Linked DNA regions of Homo sapiens: region 2 is linked to region 1. Evidence: chromatin loops called from intact Hi-C (ENCODE). Cell type or tissue: PC-3. All regions are shown on one strand. Each heading gives the region's core, and the rest is flanking DNA. Links, peaks and the distances in the headings are about the cores only.

Region 1 (4,402 bases), core at 185-4,184:
TGAGTATTTTATCATCCAAATATTCTAACACCAGGATTATCTTAACGAAAGAGTCAGACATGCACAGTAAAAATTTAAGGACGGAGATCTTCATTAGGGCCTGATTTGGAGAAATTAAGAAAAGGAAGCCACATAGCTGACTTCTGCTAAGGTAGTAAGTAAGTAAAACAGTGTATTAATTTGGGGATGTTAAATCGTAATTGAAAATGAACTTTATTCACTTGATGATATATCTTAGAGAAGATTACACAGCAGAACATACAAGCCTTCCTCAGTCTTATTAAATACCTCAGTGTTGTTAATATCTATACAGTCAAATGTTAATTTGACTGTTGTTAACAGTGTTGGGTTAAGTAATTATGTAATATGTATACAGTCCAACTGTTAATTTTGACTGAATAATTTCATACTTAAGTGTTGGGTTAAGTCACTATGTAATATCTATACAGTCAAATCAATAATTGGAATGTATAGATGTTATGTAATGACTTAACCCAACACTTAAATAATGAAATATTTCTGTCATTCCCAGTCTTCAGCTTTTACAAACATCCTTGTAAGTTTTCTGTGGAGTATAAATCTCTAATTGGGGAAAATATTGGGGCAAAGTTATGTATTTTGAGTAGTATAACCACATTGAGTGTATGATAATATCACACACATTCACATAGAGTAGGGTGAGGGCATGCATCTAATGTGTGATGGCAAGTTGAGACCGTGTTTCCTTCCCAGCTCACCCAGATTCCTGAAGGAAGACTGAAGGAAAAACAACAATCCCCTTATGCAATGCTTTGCCCCAGCTGTAGGTGGAAGGAGGGACCTGGGACAGGGGATCACAATGTCACGTGAGCAACTTAGTTTCTTATTCAAGAAAATAAAAATATATTTTACTTCTATATTATTTCATGACTACAAAAGGACCTGCTAGGTTTATTAACAAAACTTACAAAGGAGAGATAATTTATCTAAAACGAAAAGTTAAAAAGCATATTTATTATCCCTTTTTGAAGGGAGGCTATGCTGGAGGATGCAAACGGAACAGAACAGGCAAAAGTCACCCATGGAATGTGGGTGTTTCTGCACACACAAAGGGAAGGGGGCGTGTCGTTGATGCCTAGATTTTTTTGTGAGACACGCCGTCTGCTGACGCACAGTGGGCCATTAAGTGTTAAGAAAAGGCTCACAGGAGAAAGATGTAGCCTTCTAGGTAGGAATGGACAACAATGAATCATCAAGATCCCAGTGGTGCCCAAGCAGTGTGGGAGATGGTTGCTTTAGGGTTCTGGAGCCTGCATAGAAGGCAGAAAGAGTAGGTAGGTGTGGGGGACCACTTTGTGAGGTCAGGGGAATGCTGACACTGTGTAACCAGGTGGGAAGCATACTGACAATTCACACCAATCTCTCCAGGGAATCCTAGATGCCAAGGGAGCTACACAAGCCAGCCCTGAAACAAGTGAACCTGCAAGCCAACCCCCAACTCCACCCCCACCCCAATTCCACATCTACCCACCAGCTGCCTTGGCTCCTCTAACAAACAGGAGAAGACTGCAAATGCCCCTTACCTCCTCCTTTAGCCTGCTGACCAAAGCAAAAGCACAGGGAGGGCCAGGAGAGGGATACAGAGAGCAGGCCTGTCCCTCTACACTCACATGCACTTGTGTTTGCAATCAACAATTCTGGAAGAATAAAAAAGAAACTGGCATTACTGAATGGGCAGGACTCACTGAAATAGGTGGATGGAGAGTTATTTTTTTCTCTCCAATGTTACAAAAGCTTTTCTGGTCACACTCACAGAAAGAAGTGTCCTCAGCTCACTTTTGCACATGAAAGCAATCTCATTTTGATTATTAAAAAGGTCACCTAAAGTATTAATGAAAACCTCAAATTCTTAACCACGTTCAATATGTCCTTGTGTCTCTGTGCAGGCCTCACCCAGACTTAGAAGCCTTGATTGAGTGAGTAAGGGCTATGATAGGGGTACGCGCACACACACACACACACACTTACATACACATACATTTATGTGCATGTGTATATGTTTGTATGCATAAAGGACCATAACAGATGTATGTGGAGATACACAGATACAGATATAGATGCATGTATGTGGATTTTTGTTTAGTTTTATTTACTTTTCCAGACTTCCGCCTCTCACAGGCTGCTATTTCAGGCCCCACTAGGGTTGGAAGCCCTGGAAAGGAGCGAGGAGGCAGGAAAAGTCTTACCAGGCTGTGACCTGGCACTGAGCCCTCTAGCCTTGGCAAACATCTCTCCCTCTTTGGTGGATGTTTTGTGGGTTTCTCAGAGAGTCTTTTACTGAGGACCTCTACCCGTATCTCTCTTGACATGACAGAGGCCTCTATTCCCTAGACATTGCACAACCCGCCACTGTGCTGGATCCCACTGAGGCAGAATAGGGTGTGGAGGCCGGGAACCTAAGGGCACGCTGACTTCCTGTAACTCAATCAAAACGAAAACCCCAACTTTCCATACCTAAGTAACAAAAGAACTGGAGGCTACTCCCTTTGCACCCCCCTGCCCCCTTTTTCTGATTGGAAAAAGGGGGTTGCTGTCTGCAACCAATCAAACATTTGCATTGGAGGGTAACTTTGTAATTTCAGCCTCTGATTAGTTACTTTCCACAACCAACTATTTCCACAACTGACCCGTTGCAGAAAGCAATCAATCAGACTGATTGTGGGCCACTACTTCATTTACATAGGATGTATACCAAGTAACCAATGGGAAACCTCTATAGCATATTTAAACCCCCAAAATTCTGTAAAGGGGCTCTTGAGCCCCTGTGCTCGGGCCAGCTCCTATCCTGTGGAGTGTGCTTTCGTTTTCTATAAAGTTCTGCTTTTGTTACTTCATTCTTCCCTTGCTTTGTTTGTGTGTATTGTGCAATTCCTTGTTCAAAATGCCAAGAATGTGGACACCTTCTACTGGTAACACCACCACCCCTACCTCCTCCACCAGACAGTCTCCCTGCACATAGCTCTTCCAAGGGACTCCAGCTTCTCCATCCCATGAGTCCACTGGTCCTTGGAAAGGTCTCTCATCTGTGCCCCAGCAGGTGGGAGAGCAGTTTGCTCCCTGGACAGCCCTGGCTTTCTCGCTCCTCCTGCTTCAGGCACAGACTGTAACCTTTGCTCTTACGTTTCTCAGGAATGTTTCAGACCATAGTCCCCTCTGTCCTTCAAACTTCAGGGAATGCAAATAAAGCTTTTCAAGTAGCCCTGAAGCCAAAGCCTCTCACTTAAGGTGAGAGACAATCACTTCTTTGCCTCTTGTTGGGACAAGCAGGGAGGTTGATATTGACAACATTCTGACCCCTCTCTTCAACTCCCAGCTTGCCCAACTCAACTCTTCCAGGCTGGAGGTTGGGGTTGGTCTGTCTTGGCAGAATCAGTTTCACAATCTATTTGCATGCCCTGCACGGGAGAGTTCACACCTGGCTTTAGGCGGGAGGCACTCTGCTACTATGGTACTGCTCTCAGCTTAGGGCCTGTGCTAAAATGGACAAAACCCCTATTTTAGCATCCTATTCACCATTAGTACCTTATTCACAATAACTTTCAAGGAAGACTGGGGGTCTAGACTGAGAGTGAAATATACTTTACACTGTATTATGTGCTATTAGATTTTTTTTAAAATCCATTTATCTTTCAATAAAACAAAGAAAAATTAGTTTCATAAAGAATAAACTTTATTTAACAAGGGAAAATGCTTTGGATACAACTGTACTTTTTAAACTTTATTTTAAAACAGAAAAATTTTGAAAAAGTAAATGTAAAAAAATTTTAATATACATACAACTATTTGCTAGGTAAAAACAAATACATAAAATACTAGAAAGAAATGATCTACAATGTTCAGGTTATGATTTTTTAACCCACTATTTTGTGGAGATAGGTTTCGTAATGTAGATAGTTTATTTTCTCATGTTTTTACGTATAGAAATTTCTAAATTTTATTTAATTTTATTTTCTTATAACTAGAAAATCCAGGTTACAAAATATCCATGGCCTGAAATGGATCCCAGTCTACTATTATAACTCAAGGGACAAATCAGAATCTTTAGGGCAGAGTCAGTCACCCAAGATGAACTTCACTCCGAAACGATTATGTGTAACACGATGGTACCCTCTCTCACTGGGCCTGGAGGCAGATGTCTGCTCCTCTCTGCCCTGCCAGAGCTTTGGTGAATCTATCTATCTTATCTAGCTTTGGGGCATCTATCTAAATCCCTTTGGGTCCTGCATGGCTGCCCTAGGCACAAATCATGAATAAAGTAACATCTCATTCAGTGCCGACCCTTTCAGTCTGGGAACTTGGTCACATGGTGAAAAGCAGGGCTTTGGTAAAATTCCATCTAAACTGTGCTTGCCAAACCATTGAG
Region 2 (4,402 bases), core at 188-4,187, 550 kb before region 1:
GACTAATCTAGCATCATGTTCTGGAGGATCAAGGCACTCAAACCACATCAAGAGCAATCCATCTCTTTAAAACTCTAAGCTTTTCTTTTCTCCGTTTTAGTTTTTTTTTGCTGTCAGGCTCTGTCCAAGTGGTGGGAGACATGATCCTTAGTAGCTCCTGGCTTATGTGAGCCTTAAAGTTGGAATCTCAGAGAAATGCAAGTGCCTTTTCTCTAATAGTATGAGCAAAAATCCAGTGGAGGACTCTGAGCAGGTTTGCATCATATGACACCCCAGGAGGGGGTCTAGGTGTTATTTGGACAGGGTGAGCATAAGCATTTAGCTGTACCAGGACCATGTAAAATAGATTCCCCACAGAAGGATTTTATTACTAGAAGACACAATGAAAGGGGAGCATACTTGCAGGAAAAACTGTATCTACCATGGTTCATTATGTTGAAGGACATAGCGTATCTCTAATATTTGAAAAAAGAAAAGTAACTTGCCACTGCATCTCTACCACAAATATGTCCACATGTGCAATGCATGTGCATACATACATACTGCTTCTATTAATTTTCCTGTCAACCAAGAAACATGCTGTGATGGTTAATTTTATGTGTCAATTTGACTGAGCTGAAGGATGCCCTGATAGCTTGTAAAACTATCTCTGTGTGTGTCTGCGACAGTGTTTCCAGAAGAGATTAGCATTAGAATTGGTGACTTGAATAGAGAGTCCTCTCTAATATGGGCAGGCCTCATCCAATCAGTTGAAACCTACATAGGACAAAAGGTAGAGGAAGGGTGAATTTGGTTTCTCTGTTTGAGCTGGGATATCCTTTTTCTGACTTCAAATATTGAAGCCCCTGGCAAAAAGGAACTCTACTTTTATAGAGTCAATGTCTTGTGGAACCTGAAAATTCAGATTTTTATACAAAATGGGAACAGAACCAATAAGATATAGATAGAGGATTCAGTGTATCACATGAGCCATTCTGCCTAATATTGTGTCATTGGAAAATATGGTAAAAATGTCTTCTATTTTCATTCATGTCATTTATAAAGGCGTTGGGTGGAATAGGTTTGTTGATTGATGGGGTCTTTGTTCAAGGACTGTCAGGCCTTTGGACTAGGACTGAATTATACTAGTGGTTTTCCTGGTTCTCCAGCTTGCAAACAGCAGATTGTGGGACTTCTCAGTCTCTATAACCTTGTGAGCCAATTCCTATAATTATCTATCTATCTATCTATCTATCTATCTGTCTGTCTGTCTGTCTGTCTGTCTGTCTGTCTGTCTATCTATCTATCTATCTATCTCTTTCTTATTAGTTCTGTTTCTGTTTTGTATATGCCATTTAGAAAAATGAGTTGGTTTCGAATGTTTTAATGCAGTTGTTTCAAAATTAAAATCTGAATTTTCAGGTTTCATAATACATTGACTCTATAAGGATAGCCATTTTATTTTTGGTCAGCCTATCTTTAGTGCCTAGAACAATATTATAGTGCTTTGAACACAGAAGTAACTCAATAGCTATTTATTAAATTGAATTTCATGAGATTATTTGGAAGATGGATTCTTTGTATCACATAAACCATTCTGTTTAATATTGTCTCATTGGAAAATATGATAAAATGCCTATATTTTCATTCATGTCATTTATAAAGATGTTGATGGGGATAGGGCCGTTGATGAAGCCTTTGTACAATTTTCAAAATTCATTCACTTAAGTTCTATGGTGATTATCCAACCATGCCATAGAGCCTCCTGTCTGCTTTTTATTTCAGCTAATAGTGCTACATCACTTCCACAGTATTATTAGGAAACATTTGGTAAGTGCTTATGGCAGTTCTATTTAATGTATTTTCTAATAATTAGACTTATAATGGTATCATTATGAAGAATGATATTAGTTTAGCAGGGAATATTTTCTAAATGAGTCGGTTTTAGCTTTTGGTGATTGTCCCCTTATTTTCTATATGACTATAACTGATTTGTTTATTAGCAGCTAATTCTAAATGTTGGTCAGGGGCAAAGGTCTCTCCTATATTCTGACACGTCTAAGATCTGAAAGGTCAATTGCATCAACTGTATGTGGTCAGCAGAGGGCAGTGTACAAGAGGAGTGGAGTACAAAGGTCTTCAGGCTGGGAAAGCTGTATCCGCAGTTCCCACCTGACGGTCGGGTTGGTGGCTGAGAGATGCTATAGCTGCTAAGAAAAACATGTTTGTGTGAACTCCTAGTCAAATAGGGAGGGGCAAGACTAGAAGCAGGTGGTAAGAGAAGTATGCGTGTGCCTGAGGGCAAAAGAATAACAGTAATCATAATTAATAAATTTATTGATCAGCTACCATTTGCCAAACTGAACTAAATACTAAACATATCTCTCAATGACTATCACAACAAATTTGTGAGGGCAAAAATTTTATTCTTATTTTGTAGATGAGGAAACTGAGTTTCAGGAAGGTTGGGCAGTTTGCTCAAAGTCATACAAATAGCAAGCGAAGGAAGGAGAATCTGACTGCCAAGCCTTTGTTATTCCGGCAGTGTCTTGTTGCCTCACAAGAAAGAGTGAAAATTATTTTCCCAGGAATCTATGAAAGGGAGGAAGGAAGAAGAGAGAAGCAGAATGCAGCCAAGAGGCAGCCTCAGAGCCTGTTAGCCTGGCTGGCCCTGCCAGCTGGCCAGAGTCTAAAAATATCAAGCTCTGGGTCTTCAGTTGCTAAGGCATATATTTTTTTCTTTTCATGATTGCATTTGCTCATTTCCAGTCTCTGGCATCTCTCTCCTCCCCTTCTGTGCCTTAGAGATAGGAGCAGTAGGCCTGTCCCACACTTTGGGGCTGGGGGATTTGACTGGACCTGTGCACATGAATCCCTCACAGTGACCCTGTACTCTCACATGACTTCCTTTCCATCTGGGGCCTGGTCTTCACTCAGTTTTAGTTTCCTTCCTTGGACTGTAAGTCTTTTGAAGTGCAGATATTGTGTGTTTCTTTGAACATCTAATATAGTAGCTTGCACAAATGCATGAAGACTGTTTATTGAATGAAGGAACTGAGATCATCCTTCATGGAGAAGTAAAAAGCCAAGTTACGGTTGAGTGTCTTGCCTTAATTCTATCCCACTGACATCCTTCCAGCTGAGTGTCTATTCCTTGACCATCATCTCATGATGACCCATTTCATTATTCCCTTTGTCTCTAGAAATTTTAGTGGTTTCTGGATTCCGGATTTCCCTGATAGAGACGTGACACTATACTTGCCCTTAGCTTCATCGCTGTTAGCTGCTTTGCCATTTTGATACTTTCCATAATACGCTCCTTAAAAATCTAACATAAAACGAGAGCTATTTGTCGGTTCCTTCTTAGATACAGGCTGACATCTCAGGCTCTCCTTTCCCTGATGTAAGACCTAGAAATTCACCCTCTATTTTTCTCCTTTAATGACTATCCTCACCTACTTGTTCTCTTTAGGCTCCCTCTCTTCAGACTGATTGTGGAGCATAACATGGTCTTATCTGCTAATACCTACTCCCTTCTTTATTATAACCCCAGTTAAACTCATAGGCTGTTTTTATTATAAGCAAAATAAGTAAGTAAGGTGAAGTAGAAAAGCTCTGCCTGTCATGATGTCCCTGGTTTATAGCTCCTAATTCCCTCACCAAGGTCACAGAAACCTTGATCTTATGATCTCAGCTTTTAAGACTGAAAATGGTGCTCACCAAAACCTGCCTCATCATCCAGTTTTAGTAAAACTAGGATGACCCCCCTGCAACAGAGACAGAGATGCAGCTACCTCTCCGTCTCACGTGAATATTTTGCATCTTTTGGTTGTTCAGATCTACCGATACTCAGTTAAGTGGGCCTTTGGGCTACTTAGTGATAATCCTCTCTTAACATTTTCTTATAAAATACCTCTTTTTTTCTCTATTTTTGGTATTATTTTCAAAAACATATCCTGAACTTAATTTCTTAGTGGTTCCATCCCCTTGAGTTCTATTTCCTTTTAAAGTTTCTGGTAGACAGAGTCCGAATTTTTCTTCCTCTGATTGATTTACAGTTCCTTTTCCTGAGGTCCGTGGAACCAACATGGATCAAGATGTTCCTGGTGTCCTCCTGGGCAATGCTGATGACATAGCCAAATTTTCTCAAGGTTTCTGTCACTCTCCAAACTTCATCTCAGTTTTATTTGTAGGTAGGAATTGAGTAGTGAATCCTCTTCCCCATCTTTGATAATAATCTATATCATATGATGACAATATTTCAATTTCTTGCCTCAAATTCTCATTAGAGGAACAGGTACAAGTTTTTAATGGCATCTTTGGAAGATCCACTAAGATAACCTCAAGTATGGGACTTAGCATGTCCAAATGAAACTCATTACTTGCCCCTGTCTCTTGTCTTCCAAATGAGATTCTCCTCCTG

What was found. Peaks named below come from ENCODE experiments on the same cell type or tissue, not always from the same donor. Only the 100,000 strongest peaks of a DNase experiment are listed, where the experiment ranks them.
Region 2: it touches region 1 in a loop (7-fold over the local background); 64 of 110 quality-filtered maps call a loop at or near these places.

What each region holds. Positions count from the first base shown.
Region 1 is chr2:16,762,286-16,766,687 of GRCh38, reverse strand. No RefSeq gene overlaps it. Among named protein-coding and RNA genes, the nearest start is that of CYRIA, 99 kb to the right of the region's middle. In PC-3, for the core only: no CTCF peak of the experiment used is centred there; no DNase peak of the experiment used is centred there.
Region 2 is chr2:17,307,612-17,312,013 of GRCh38, reverse strand. No RefSeq gene overlaps it. Among named protein-coding and RNA genes, the nearest start is that of RAD51AP2, 210 kb to the left of the region's middle. In PC-3, for the core only: a CTCF peak has its summit at 2,081 (motif pointing right); no DNase peak of the experiment used is centred there; H3K27me3 peaks cover 584 bases.